Linked DNA regions of Homo sapiens: region 1 is linked to region 2. A link is an interaction called in ENCODE POLR2A ChIA-PET data of the cell type or tissue named here. Cell type or tissue: Panc1. All regions are shown on one strand. Each heading gives the region's core, and the rest is flanking DNA. Links, peaks and the distances in the headings are about the cores only.

Region 1 (7,632 bases), core at 1,054-6,053, 150 kb before region 2:
TCTTTGTGCTGTGTTGGGTTGGAAGCTTTGAGAGCAGAAGCCCCTCCAGACCAAGAACTCCTGATTATGTCTCTCCCTTGGGCTTTCGCAGTTTTCAGCTTCTAAATTAATTGCATTTTATTAAGTAATGGTTTTCTTCTTGATCACAGGCGTGCCTGTGCTTAATCAGCACTGACGACTGGTGCTGCTTCAGTTGATTTGATACACCTAGAGGCAGCCTCATCTCCAACTTGCCTTGACTTCGTCTGGGGAGCTGCCGTGGGGGACCCCTGGACTGGCAGCATTCCCACCCCTCACTTTGGCAACCCTGGTCTAACTCCGTACGTGTTACTCCTTTTATCTGTCACATAGGGTGGCTTAATCTAATAGTGGAAACAAAGGGGTGCGGGACACTAACATGGTAGGTCTCACCTTGCCTGTCATTCACCTCTCAGTCCTTTGACACTCAAGGACTCTGCAGTGGTAGAACCGGGGGCAGGTACCCTTCACTTTTCTTACCCCCGAGTCCCTTTGCCTGGAGCTCTGTCCATCCATCCACCCATCTACTCAGTAGGTATTTTCTGAGCAGCTACTGTATTCCAGCTTTCTTGTTCCCAGTTTAGAGCTGGGTGGGATCAGGAGGGAGGGCATGGAGGGGGCTGCTGGAGAATGTGCAGTGGCATCAGAGCCCCATTCTGGCTCTGGGTCCAAGGCCCTCCTAGAGAGGCACAGTCTGGCAGATGTGAGAGCCCCATGGTAGGTTGGGGTGGATCATGGACCCCATCCTATAAGAGTGGGTGGGTTTACCCCTTCAGAGCCCAGGCCAGAAGAGCCCTCCAGGCAAAGGGCCAGCCTGGAATGGGGCACCCTGGGCACAGGGGGGACTATGTGGTTTGTGTAGGTTAGAGCTGGAGATGGGGGTTGGAGGGCAGTTGCTGACGATTAGGAGCTTGGTGGCCCTAGAGAGTCCTTGCTGTGGGTTGGGAGCGAAGCAGATGGGCCAATAACAACGCATAGTTTACCAAGCGAACTCTAGGAGAGTGATTTCTGCAGCTGGCTTCCCTAGCAGACAGGTCAGAGCGTGGGAGAAGGACGCCGTTAGGGGCATGTTCAGGGGTGCATCTAGAGGCGAGGGGAGGGTGCGGGGAGGTGCTGGTGGAAGATGCACTGCATGGGGTGGGGAGGGGCTCAGTAAGAACACAGGAGGGTGGCGGGGGCAGGTGTCTGGCCAAGGCAGCTCCTGCGTCATTGGGGGGCTCCAGAGCCCGCTCCCTATGTTCTGTAGGAGGCGGCTGCTGCTGCCAAGTCCCAGCCTTGCTAGTGAGGACGTTTAATTTTACCCTTTAGAGATTTACAGGATTTCTAGATTAACTTGCCCCTGTTTTTCTAAAAGAACGACAAAATCCATGACAAACCGTTCATCACATTATTAACTGGCTCACCCAGCCTTAACCTGTGCAGCTCCGCCAACTTACCCTCGGCACACAGGGAGGCCTGGGTCCCCAGGCAGCTCCAGTGTGCAGGGGTGTGGGTGACAGCGCAGGTGTGGCCTCCCTGCTGCTGGCCTCCGGTGGCTGGCCTCAGCCTGGCTGGGCACGCAGGCTGTCCTTACGGGGCTCCCAGTAGCTTTCTGGTCCTGCGTCAGGAGAGGGGACTGCACAGGGCTTGGGAAAGAGAGCGGGAGCAGCAGTGCCGCAGGATGATGGGCTCCAGAGGCCTCTGCAGCAGGGGTACTCTGGGGAGACATTCGGGTGCCTCCTGTCCATGGCCTCGATGTGCCAGGGCGCCTGCAGCTTGGACCCTCTTCCCCTTTCAGGCGGAGGGAGCTGTTCATCCTCTGGGGGCTGCTGGGCCAGAAATATCTCTTACCTGATAATGTCAGGCATCAGAGGTTCCTGTTTCGTGGGTAAGTTGCTGTATGTTTTGGGGCTGCAGTCAGTCTGTTTTTCTCACTGGCATGGCATGGGGGTGGGGGGCAGTATTCCCTCCCATGAGGCCCATGTCCACCTCATTATCTCTGTCTGCTGGGACTGCGCTGGATGCTGGCTGAGGCTGCCTTTGTTACTTTCATGCGCCATAACTGGAAAGGCCTGCTGCTTGTTAGGCTCCTTAGAATTCTGATTTGAAGGCTGGGCATGGTGGTTCATGAGGTAATCCCAGCACTTTGGGAAGCCGAGGAGGGAGGCTCGCTTAAGCCCAGGAGTTTGAGACCAGCCTGGGTAACGTAAGGAGACCCCATCTCTACAAAAAAATAGAAAAGTTAGTCGGATGTGGTGGCTCACGTGTGTGGTCCTAGCTACTCGGGAGGCTGAGGTGGGAGGATCCCTTAAGCCCAGGAAGTTGAGGCTGCAGTGAGCTGTGACTGCGTCACTCTACTCCAACCTGGGTGACAGTGAGAACCTGTCTCAAAAAAAATATCTGATTTGAAGGAGAGGGAGCTCTATTTGATGCGGGGGTTGGGGGTGGAGAGCACCTCTGTGAGTAGACCTTTCTGTCATCTTGATGGTTTTAATCAGATATCTAATATTATATTAGTAGTTCACGTCAACTGATGTCCCAAACCCACTTTCTTCTCTTCTCTTCTCTTCTCTTTTGAGACAGAGTCTCATTCTGTCGCCCAGACTGGAGTGCAGTGGCACGATCTCAGCTCACTGCAAGCTCCGCCTCCCGGGTTCACGCCATTCTCCTGCCTCAGCCTCCCCAGCAGCTGGGACTACAGGCGCCCGCCACCACCCCCGGCTAATTTTTTGTATTTTTAGTAGAGACAGGGTTTCACCGTGTTAGCCAGGATGGTCTTGATCTGCTGACCTCATGATTCGCCCACATCGGCCTCCCAAAGTGCTGGGATTACAGGCATGAGCCACCGCGCCTGGCCTCTTTCTTTATTGTGATGTAGAGAAACCAAACTCTGGTGTATTTAATCCATTGTGTTTCACAGCAGGGATCACTGCCTGGCTCGCCTGTCATGGTGTGGGGGCAGTGCCTGATTCTGGAGATGGGCTATCATTGTGCTGACTGGGTCAGCAGTGGCTGCTCCCAAAAAGTCCCATAAAACCCACCCATATTTGTAGAAATCCAAATAGAGTTTACTTCCCAGTGGTCACCCTTTTAAATACAATTAGATTTAGTTTCAAGGAAGTAACTGGAGTTATAATACATTAATTTGGGACTGATTTTTGTCCCACCCATCCAGTCCCTGACAGTGGTCCCCAAACTCTCAATCATGTTCCTTATTGGAACCTTCCAGGCTGGCATAGGCTTAGGGTCCATTACGGGTGTTCAAGGTCCAGAATTCATGTCACCTGATTGCTTGGACACAACTGGACCTCACATCTCCGGCCCTGACACCAGAAACTAGGCCTCCATCTGCCAGTGTCTTAGTGGAATCTATTTTAGCAAATGACTCATCTTAAAATAATGCACTATGTAATCAACAAGAAAATGAGAGAACACCCAGTAGGAAAATGGCAAAAGACACGACACACACACACACACACACACACACACACGTCCACTAAAGAGATGAAAAAGTACTCCACTCCATTAGTCATCAGGGAGATGCAAAATGAATTGTAAATGGGACACCATTCCACACCCACCAGAATGGCTAACATCAAAAGAGCAGAAAAAGCTGGGTGCAGTGGCTCAATGCTTGTAATCCCAGCACTTTGTGAAGCTGAGGCGGGTGGATCACCTGAGGCCAGGAGTTTGAGACCAACATGACCAACATGGTGAAACCCTTTCTCTACTGAAAATACAAAACAATTAGGTGGGCATGGTGGCGGGCGCCTATAACCCCAGCTACTCGGGAGGTTGAGGTGGGAGAATCACCTGAACCCGGGAGGTGGAGGTTGCAGTGAGCCGAGATTGCACCACTGCACTCCAGCCTGGGCAACAGAGCGAGATTCCGTCTCAAAAAAAAAAAAAAAAAAAAGAGAAAAAGAGCAGAAAATAGCAGGTGTCGGTGAGGATGTGGAACAAATGGACCTCTGATTGTTGGTCAGAGTAGACATTCGTACAACTGCTTTGGGAAGCTTTTTTGTAGAATTAACTAAAGCCAAGCTTACATATACTCTATGACCAGCAGTCTCAATCCAAATGAAATGGAGTGAAATGGGCATATGGGCATTAGTGACCTTCAAATGACATCAGGTTCTAATCCCTGAAACCTGTGAATGTTACTTTATGTGGTAGTGGTTTTGCAGATGTGTTTAAGGATTTTGTAATGAAGAGATTGTCTTGAATTATCTGGGTGGGCCCTAAATGCCATCCTCAAGGATCGTATAAGAGAGAGGCAGAGAGAGATGTGACCAAGGAGGCGGAAATTGGAGTGATGCGGCCACAGCTCAGGGAGCACCGGCAGCTGGGAGAAACTGGACAGGGCCAGGTAAAGGATTCTCCCCTGGTGCCTCTGGAGGGAATGTGGCCCTGCCAACAGCTTGATTTCAGCCCAGTGAAACTGCATGTAGACTTCTAGCCTCCAGAACTGCGAGAGAAGAAATGTGTTTTCAGCCACCCAGTTTTGTGGTCATTTGTCACAGCAACCGTTGGAAATGGATACAGCCATCAAGAGACACACAAAAGTGTCCATAGCAGCGTGATGGTAACTGCCAAAGTGCAAAGAAACCAGATGGCCATCAGCAGCAGAATAGATCAGTACCCCGAGGGTCTTCTCACAGGGCACACTGTACGGCAGGCCGAGAATGAGCACTCTGCAAATGTGGCAGCTGTGTGGATGGGGCTTGCCACGTAACGTTGAGCAAAAAACCCCAGATGCTAGAGTGTGTAATGCATGATTCTGTGTCTAGGAAGGGCAACAGACAACTGTCATGTGTGGAAATCAGGTTGCCTTCGGGAGATGGTACTGATAGGAGGCCCAGGGGGAGGGAAGCACAGCTTTTGGAGGTGCTGATGATGTCCCCTTTCCCCATCTTGGTTTGCATGGGAAGGTTCCATTTATGCTATGGAACTTTTCTGTATGTATATATTTCAAGAAAAAGTATAAAAACAGAGCAGTTCATGATCTTGGAGTTTTCAAGGTGAAATTTGAATGGAATGAGTCATGGCTTCTTCTACTGCTAGAACAATACTATCAAAATTGAGATTATACTTAATGTGAGATAATTAGATTTTGCCATTACAACAAATGCTACTAAATATTCAGATGCACACTATATTTTCTAAGTGAGATCAGGGTATGTAAACCCGAGTAGGACGCTAAGATGTATATAGATTTAATTGGTGTGGATAAGTTATCTGCAGGAAATGTATTTTTATTTCTGCATATAAAAGAAGCTGTGCTTTTAAAGAAAACTAGACACAAGTAACCAAATGTTTAAGTATCAAACGTTATGTGGTTGCAGTTGAGAGGGAAACCAAAGAGCTTTAAGAAGAGCAGTCGGGGGGAGATGTGGCGCATGGAGAACTCATCGGGGGCAGCCCCATGTCCTCGCAGCCCAGAAGTCCTGGGTGGAGGTTCTATGGCACCACCTGGCTACCTGCCTCCCCAGGCAAGGGCCCAACCCCTCAGGTCCCCAGAGGCGCCCCATCTCCTTTGCCTACGTCTCTCCCCACCTGCCTTCCCTGCCTCATCTACCTGTGAACTTCTCATTCCTCTGGACTCTACTTTGCCCCTTCCGGGTTGCCCCCAGAGCTCTTGTTCTGGCTGTGAGCCCACCAGGATAGGGCCATGTCGCTGACTTCAGAGGAGAGAGACTCTTTGTCTGACGACTGTTGACCTCGTAACCACTCAGCTTCATGGGCCACAGTGTGCTTGAGTGAGCACAGCCATGGCGTGGGTTCACCTGAGGCTTCGTGGAAGCCGTGTTGCGTTGCAGCCGGTTGGAGGCTTCCGTATGCTCAGGGCGTCGTGTGTGCCCGGCCTTGCTCTGCACAGCTCATCTGTGCATGTGAGCTCACTTCCTCCTCAGCCTCCCACAGAGGCACTGGGAGACCTTGGACTGGACACGCGTGCAGGCCTGGTCATGGCATTCCTGCAAGCGTGCTATCTGCGGGCTGTTTCCGATTCACAGGGCAAAGGGTGTAGATATGCAGAATGAGCATGTAGGGACCTTCGTGGTCGCCTCTGTGTGTTGGATCGGATAATAAAGTGAGGAATGTCTTTAAAAAAAATTCATTTAGGTAGTAATTTAGTTTTATTTTATTTTGCAAAAGTACAGATCTGTAATATACTATGAAAAAACCAGTCTTTCCCCCAAGATGCTTTGCGACACAGTGGTGTGAAGTGTGGGAGAGTGTGTCGGGAGAGATGAGGAGGCAGGGCAGGAGTGGAGGGTCGGAGAGCAGGAGGTGAGGGACCCCTGGGGGAGAGGACCTCAATGTTGTGTCAGTTCCTTTCTAGGTGAGGAGTTGGAGCCCCAGACAGGGGGACTGGGCCGTGGTCACGGGTGGCAGAAGCAGAGCCTTTGTTTGCACCAGACCTTGACCCTGCGCCCCGTGGGTCCTCCCAACCCTTCTTCCCAGCCTCCTCCGCCTGGACTCAGGCTTCTTCGGGCTCATCAGACCTGAACAGCCTGGCAGTGTGGCTGTGTGGGAATGGGTGACAGGTGCTGTTCTCCCCAGTGCAAATCACCAATGCTGGGCACCGTGCATCAGCGTCGTGGTGACGGCAGCATTGGGTGGATCTTCAGGGAATGTCGCTTGTGCCCTCTCGGGCTCTGAGGGTCCCACATGACAGAGACCAGCATCTACTGCCCTGGCCACTCACTCAGGTCACTTTATGCTTGGTGACACATCACAGTTGCTCAAACTGAAGCCTCCCTGTGGCTTTGTCATCTTCTTTCCAGCCAAGGGGGCTGTCCCGACAGACTCTCCCCATCACCTTGGCATTTTACTACTGTGGTGTGTTTGGTGACATTTGTAAATGTGGTGATTTTTTTTGCTGTGCCCTTTGTTGCTGTGGCTGCTTCTACAAATGTTAGGATAAGCTGTCGGGGGCCGCTTCCCTGCGTTTTGAGCCCTTTAGCCTGGGCGGCGCCCCTGTGTGTCCTGTTTCCCTGTCAGGATGTCCTGTCCCATCTGCAGCCTCTTCACCCTGCAGGGACTTCTCTTGTGTCTCTGTCCTGTGGCTGACTGGCTGCCTGGCAGAGAGGCAGGCACTCACTCATTTGCTCACCCCTTCACCCAGGTCCTCCTTGTAATATGTATTGTAAATTGTATATTTACAACTTACCCTTGTCCACATGCATGCGGCCCACTGCCCTGCCCCTGGCTGGGGCTGACCCCTGGATCCCAGCACCTGGCACAGCACCTGGAACTCGGTAGCTGCTCCAGGAAAGTGGTCAAATGGTTTCAACAGCTCCACACCCCGTCCCATGTCAGAGAGACTAGAGTACCAAGCCCAGCACTGTTCCGGTGGTCATTTCCAGGGATGTGCGTGAAGCAAGCTGGTGTCATGTGATGCGGTCACTCTAGAACCTCAGAAAGATTTTGTGTCTTCAGCCATACTGCAGGCACGCTTGGCTCTGTCCGGTGCTTGGGGAGCACAGTGGCTTCATCAGCCATCACCGTGGCCTGAGGATCTGAAAGGGTGTCTGAGGGGTGGGCCTGGTGGTGCTGCCCCTACCCCCAGCCCCCACCCAGCTCTGGGGTTTGGGGTTGTCTGAGCCCCGCCCCACCCTCCCAGATCCAGTG
Region 2 (7,632 bases), core at 1,390-6,389:
CAACTCACAGAGCACAGCAAAGGGTTTTGAAACCGCACTGACGTTAACTCCATCCCCTAACGAAGGGGAACCAGAGCTTGTGTTCTCAACCTGAGTGGATTTATCGTCTGATGAAGCAGACACATGAAAATCAACATTCTCTACATTCTCAACATTCTCTCTCATTCAACATTTTTAATCAGGGTTAAAATGTACATATTAAAGCGATCTGGGATGCAATCTACAATTATTTGGGATACAAAGAAGCAAAAAAATCTGACTAATTCTTCAGTCAATCAATTAAAAATATTTTTTAAATGACCCAGTTCTCAAGGGAAAAGGCAATTAACAAATGTCAACCCTGAGATGACATAGATGTTGAAATTATCAAAGACTTTAAAGTGACTGTTATAACCATGTTCCATGAGGTAAAAGATGGACAGTTCTGAAATTAACAGAAACATAGAAATTCGCAGCAGGGCAATATGAAAAAAAAAAGAAAAAAATAGGAATTTTAGAATGAAGTAAAAATATTACTGGATGAGTTCAAAAGCAAATGTATATGACAGAAGAAAGAATCTAAGTTAGCTCTAAGTAGATCAATAGAAATTATCCTGAATAAAAGAAAAATGAGTTTAAGAAATGAGTAGGCCAGGTGTGATGGCTCATGCCTGTAGTCTCAGCACTTTGGGAGGCCAAGGTGGGAGGATCATTGAGCCAGGAGTTTAAGATCGGCATGGGCAATATGGTAAGACCTCTTCTCTACTAAATAAATAAGTAAATAAATAAAATTTTGCTGAGCCTGGTGGCACACACCTGTAGTGCCATCTACTCAGAAGGCTGAGGCAGGAGGATCACTTGATCCCCAGAGGTTGAGGCTGCAGTGAGCCATATTTGTGCCACTTTACTCCAGCCTGGGTGACAGAGCAAGACCCTGTCTCAGAAAAAAAAAAAAAAAAGCAATTATTAAAAAAAGGTATCATTTACAATAGCATCCCCCCAAAAAAGAAAGAACTACATATAAATAAGAAAATATACAAGATCCGTATGCTGGAGACTAAAGAATACTGATGAGAGAAATCAAAGACCCAACTCATGGAAAGATATATTTATATTTTGGAAGATTCAGTATAGTTGTGAATTCTCCCCAAATCGACCTATAGATTCATTGCAATCCCAATCAAATTTCCAGCAGGATTTAAAAAACTAGATATTGATAATGGGATTCTAAAATTTATATAGAAAAATAAGGGATCAATAGTGGAAACAATGGTTAGATCCCTGGTGAAAAAATATTCCTGATTACATGCGGGAGAATTTCCCAGAAGATGAAAAACAAGGGAACTCTGAACTTTGAATAAAGGGCACATGATCCTTATGGACTTTCTTAGTTCTCTAGGGCTGCTGTAAGAAGTCCACAGACTGGGTGGCATAAACAACAGAAGCTTACTGTCTCAGTTCTGGAGGCTGGAAGTCCCAGATTGAGGTGTCCTCAGGACTGGTGCCTCATGAGGGCTGTGAGGGAAAGTCTGTCCCATGCGTCTCCGTTTGCTTGTGGTGGTTTGCTGGCGATCTTTGATGTTCCCTAGTTTAGAGCCCTGCCTTCATCCTGTTTGTGTGACTGTCTCCACAATTCCCCTCTTTAGAGGACACCAGTCCTATTGGGTTAGGGCCTACGCAAATTACTGTATGTCAACTAATTATATCTGCAGTAATCCCCTTCCTCTCTCTCTCTCGCTGTCTCTTCTTTTCTTTCTTTCCTCACTGTGTTGCCAGGCTGGAGTGCAGTGGCCCGATCTCAGCTCACTGCAACCTCTGCCTCCCGAGTTTAAGAGAGTCTCCTGCCTCAGCCTCCTGAGTAGCTGGGACTACAAGTGCATGCCACCACGTGTATTTTTAGTAGAGACAGGGTTTCACTGTGTTAGCCAGGATGGTCTCAGTCTCCTGACCTTGTGATCCGCCCGCCTCGGCCTCCCAAAGTGCTGGGATTACAGGAGTGAGCCACCACACCCAGCTGCAGTGATCCTATTTCTAAACAAAGTATATTCTGAGGTACAGGGGATGAGAACTTAAACATATGAATTTTGAGGGGACATAATTCAGCCATAACACGGATGTGGCTTATTTTAAATCTACACAGTACTGTATGCACTTGGAAATGACTAGAAAAATGTGAAAATCACAGGGCAACAAGCAGAAGCAGACTTTTCCCCCTCGAGTCTTGTGGCCGCTTCTCTGGGGGTGACAGATTTCTTTGTCTCTGAGGATGGATCTGGTAGAGGGTGTATTTAGCAGTGTACTTCTTTGCACGGGGTCCTGGCAGCTGCAGAAGCTGCGCCCCTTTCTCCAGCATGTTAAGAAAAAGGTCAGTGCTGGTAACGTTCTGTGTTCAGTTGCCCTCTTATCTGGACCCTCGCTTTTCCCCTAAAGGCATCCAGGAGCAAACATGACATGCAGAGGTAGACTTTGCCAAGGCACCGCTATTTCCAGAAGTTCTTGTGGGAGAGAGTTGACTTCTTACTGTTAGACGTAACCCAGGAAGAACAGCAAATACCGGCCAGGCCAGAAGTGCACACAGTTACTCTGTTCCTGTTACGGCATTAATGCTGCTTTCAGGCGTGGACTACATTGTGAGATATTGAAAATGCCATTTCCTGGAGACTAGTATTGATGATGAAGGTCTGACAGCAATTTTAATGATGTTTAAAGGGCAGATCATCGCCCTTTGCGTATTTCGAGATGAGGATGCAGTGGGGCAGATGTCTCAGCATATTGAATGCCCAGAAGGAAGAAGTTAGGCCCAACATTAACCCCAAGCCTCTTCCAAGGGCTGCTGAGACTTAACACCCTTCCCACCGCAGAAATGTCACCTGACAGGTATGGCTGCCCAAGGCTTCCTGGGCTTTTTTATGCTTGTCTTTTTTATGTTATTTGTCTGTAGAAGTACTATAGCCAGGAATGACTAGAGGAAGGAAATAGGTACCATTGTCCCATCACTCGAAGGCAGCCCTTGCTAACGTCTTAATGCATTTCTTCACAGTTGATTCTGTGTTTATTTGTTGTGAATAAATCATAACAATACATATTACATGCTAAGCCTTTTGTAAATATTTCAGATGCCACAAAATTGTCTTGTGGAAGTGCTAACACTGATTTATCTAGGATCCTGTTATTGAAGGTTTAGTGTGTGCTCAATATTTTTGTCCATTTCACTGCCGTTTTCCAAAGAGAACACATCCCTTTGTGACCCTAAGCTAGGTTAGAGAGCCTTGCTTGACAGTGTTGGATATCAGTATTGTTTTTGGAAGATTAATTTATTAGTGTCCTTTCAGAGCTTGCGGTTGCCTGTGATCTTGAAGTGAAATACTTATTCGGTGACTTTTGTCTGGAATGCTTGGGCTGATTATACAAGCATTCTCCAGGACTGTTCAAACCCACATCATGTATAGTGTATAGTGAAAGCAACTAAATTATATTTGAAAGGAACAAAATAATATTATCTTTACAACATGTGAGACCAAATGGGGGACAAGATTGGTGTCAGGAACAATTTGGCTGAGTCTGTTTCTCATTTGTATGATACGTTTTCACCCAGCCTGTATTGTGGTCACTGAATAGCTATTTTTCATCTGGTCTGCTATATTACTAGCTCTTCTAAGCACCAGCTAATGCTATTTTCCCGTGCAAAAGAAAAACATGGTTTAGAATAAGGACACTGGAGCTCTTTATTGTTGACAATGAGCCTTTATTTCTCACATCTAATTAGAATGTTTCAGGAGGCGAGTGGTGAGCACGGTGTCGGGGGCCGCATTAGCTATTGATTTATGTGCTGTTATAGAATTAATTGAGTCTGGACATGGAGACTCATTTTCTTGGACATGTAGCAGGTAATCATGCTTCTCCTGTACATTTGAATTGCTTTCCAGATGGTGTGTTGTACAGGATTTATCTTTAATATGATTGACTAGAAGCAAAGGACCTGAGTGTGTTTGCATACATGCTCTGCAATGCAAAGCCCCCAGCCCCCACTGTAGAGATGGTTAACTCTCTCCTGGCCACACCCCCCCTGGGCTCATATGGGGACCTGGGCCTTGGATTGACACTGTATGCAGCAAAGACAGCGTCAAAGGGTCCTGGATAAAGGCTCTGGGAGGGGAGAAAAGGCCTATAGTATATTCTGAGGGAAACAGAATAAACAGCATTACTTATTATGCAAAACCAGGACATAATGTGGGTTCAGCAGGGGAATAGTTAGTGTCTTAGTCAGCTCAGGCTGCTATATCAAAAAACACCATAGACTTGGTGGCTCCAACAGCAGACATTTATTTCTCACAGCTCTGGAGGCTGGGAAGTCTGTGATCAAGGTATGGGCAGATTCAGTGTCTGCTGAGGTCTGTCTGCTTTCTGGTTCATAGGTGGCCATCTTCTTTCTGTGTCCACACATGGTGAAAGGGGCAAGGCAGCTCTCTGGGGTCTTTTTCTTCTTTCTTTTTTCCTTCCTTCCTTCCTCTCTCCCTCCCTCCCTCCTTCTCTCTCTCTCTCTCTCTCTCTCTCTCTCTCTCGTCTCGCACTGTCACCTGGGCTGGAGTGCAATGGCGTGATCTCGGCTCACTGCAACCTCCGCCTCCCAGGTTCGAGTGATTCTCTTTGCCTCAGCCTCCCAAGTAGCTGGGATTACAGGTGCACGCCACCATGCCTGGCTAATTTTTTTTTTTTTTTTTTGTATTTTTAGTAGAGATGGGATTTCACAATGTTGGCCAGGCTGGTCTCAAACTCAAGACCATGTGATCTGCCAGCCTCGGCCTCCCAAAGTGTTGGGATTACAGGCATGAGCCACCACGCCCGGCCTGGGGTCTCTTTCATAAGGGCACAGTCCCACTCATGAGCTCCACCCTCATGACCTCATCACTCCCCAAAGACCCCACCTCCTAATGCCATCACACTGGGGGTCAGGATTTCTACATGTGAATTTTGGGGGCGATGCAAACATTCAGTCTGTAGTGGTCAGATGATATCTATTCAGCTGGGAAATAGGATGTAGCCATTAAAATGATACCTATGGAGAGCTTGTGTTGCTTACCGCATGTTAAAAGAGAACAACATGGATTTGTGTTTACAGTAAGGTCTCGGCTATGCAAAAGAGATGCACAGATAAAAGACTGGAAAGAAAGAAACCACCAAACAAACACTGGCTTTCTATGGGTGGAACAACTGTGAGTGGGCATCCATTCCTCTCTATATTTCCTATTAAGAACACAGAGCAAAACAGATTGTAGTCCTTGTTGCTGGGAAGTAATGTGCCCTCAGAAACAGTCACCCTCTGAGTACAGAAGTCTGCCCACATCAGTTTCACAAATGATGTGCTAGATGATTAGTCATATCTCCGGCTCTCTCCTGCCCTCCTACAGGGCAGCTGTCCCCATATAACAGTTGTATCCCTAGAAGGAGTATGCAGTTAAAGTAATTGGAGATTCTTTGACCAGACGTTTTGAGAGTCTGGCAGCCCGGAAAGGTGGGATTTGGCAGCTATGTGGGACCTTCCTTCAGGCACTAAAGGGCTTCCTGAAAAAGTTGCTTACACATTGAGGTGTGTTAAATGGAATTCTTTATCATAAGGCTGCAAACTGCTTCTGTGCAAAAGGCAATGTGTTAGTTCCTTGCAGGAATATGCTTTTAGTGAACTCAATGAGATACCAGAAATCCAGTAGGAGAACACTTTCTTTGAAAGAACCACTTGTTTCTACCTACGTTTTTGCCCACCTTTCCTTCTCACCTCCCCTTGGCCACACCCCACTTTTGTGTCTTGGGAATTATCTGCTGTGCTCTGAATAGCCCCGTCCTGCCAGGCCACCCACCTTTGCCCTTGTTTGAAGAAGCTGGGGACAGTTGTCCTTGCTCTCCACCCCCTGGAGTAGGGGAAGAAGGCTTGGAATGTGGTGGGCCTAGGCTTCTTGGTGAGGGCCTTGTATTTGTTGACAAGGAGGTCAGATCCATTCCCTGGGCCGTCATCAGAGACCTGCAAGCATCTACTTAGGGCAGAGTTTTCAAGTGCAGTCTTTGGACCTCCAACATGAGAACCACCTGCAGCTCTAGACCTGGCCTTTGGCCCACAACCTTGGAATCTTGGGCCATGAACCTGCACACTCTCCAGGTGGGCCTTGTGCCCACCAAAGTGAGCGAATCACTGCATTGGAGGAGTGACTCTTGGCTTTTCACAAGGACCTCTCCCTGCTTTCCTCAGTCCCTCCAAGATGCACCCATATCCCACTGCAGGGATGCAATTTGCATACATAGCCAGGGACAGTGTCATCTGGCCACAGCCACTCCCAGCCACCTGTGTCAGCAGAGTTCCCCGTTCCCATCTAAGACATTCACCTCATCAGGCATCTCTCCTGGACCATTTCATTGACATTTTCCTTAACTCCCTTTATGTAGTGTTTATGGAGTTCAGGCCTGCACTGGTTGCTCTCTTCTTTAACTCGCTTCAAGCCCTGCAGGCACATACTGTCATTTTCAGTTTCCTAAGGAGGGGAAGGCCATCTCTCCATTAAATATCTTGCCCCAGGCCTCACAGTAAACAGAGGTCTGAATTGAAACAAGGACCTTCAGTCTTCATCTTTAACAGGCGGGCTCTTTGTCTTATACCAAAAGTGCCCCAGTAGGTTCCGTGTAATTCTGTGGAGTCTTTGAAGACGTGGCTGCCTTCTGGGTAGCTGCTGTGGGTCCCTTACCCTTTGCACTCATGGGAAAGAGAGCTGGATCAGAATGTCTGTGGTGTCAAACTCAGGAAAAGAGCTGCCATTAGCCAGCGCTAGCATTGTAGTCATGGTGAAAAACGGGATCATTACCAGTCCACAGCCAAGCCATATTGCAGCCTGAGGCAACAGGAAAAATCAGGAATACCAATCCTATCTTCATTTACAATTTTGATATTTTGTTCATCATGGATTTATTTTGCCTTAGTTTTGATTTCTAAAGCATTGCATTAAAATATTATTTATTTTTGATTGCTTAGGTTTTTGGGGCCTCCCTGATCTCCCCCTGGTTCAGCCATCGTAAAGTGAAAGCATTTTCATTGCAATGAGGAATAAGTCAAGGGTGCCTGTTAGTGCCATTGTTAACTCCTCAGGGAAGTGCAGGGCAGGGTAGTTAGACAAGATGACCACATGCCGGAAAGGGGAAGCAAAATGGTGACTTCTGAAAGTGACATCATTTACCTAGAAAAACATTATCAACTAAAAACTATTAGGATTTAAAAATAGCTTAGTAAAATCTATTTTTACAAAATCAATATCATTTTTTTTCTGTATGCCAACAATAACCAGGTAAATATATAAGGAAGAGATCTATTCGCAACAGCCACAGAAATATTATATTTAAGAAAAAACTTAATATGAGATGTCTACAGCTATAAAGAAAATTACAAAGCCGTTGAGAGACATTTAAGACTTCAATAAATAGGAAGATTTTTTTGGGTGAAATTGGGTAAAAAGACTCAGTATTGTAAGTATGAATAATTTCTGAGGCCGGGGCACGGTGGCTCACTCTTGTAATCCCAGCACTTTGGGAAACCGAGGTGGCTGATCACTTGAGGCAGGAGTTGGACACCAACCCGGCCAACATGGCAAAACTTCATCTCTACAAAAAATACAA

The links. Peaks named below come from ENCODE experiments on the same cell type or tissue, not always from the same donor. Only the 100,000 strongest peaks of a DNase experiment are listed, where the experiment ranks them.
Region 1: POLR2A ChIA-PET joins it to region 2 with 5 read pairs; 2 of 35 experiments call an interaction of 5 or more read pairs at or near these places.

What each region holds. Positions count from the first base shown.
Region 1 is chr15:28,893,725-28,901,356 of GRCh38, forward strand. The region is part of intron 1 of APBA2 (amyloid beta precursor protein binding family A member 2); the gene reads left to right. Among named protein-coding and RNA genes, the nearest start is that of APBA2, 12 kb to the left of the region's middle. RefSeq lists enhancers at 2,626-3,186, 6,745-7,298 and a silencer at 5,795-5,986. In Panc1, for the core only: no CTCF peak of the experiment used is centred there; a DNase peak (open chromatin) is centred at 3,436.
Region 2 is chr15:29,040,563-29,048,194 of GRCh38, forward strand. All of the region lies in intron 3 of APBA2 (amyloid beta precursor protein binding family A member 2), which reads left to right. Among named protein-coding and RNA genes, the nearest start is that of APBA2, 160 kb to the left of the region's middle. In Panc1, for the core only: no CTCF peak of the experiment used is centred there; no DNase peak of the experiment used is centred there.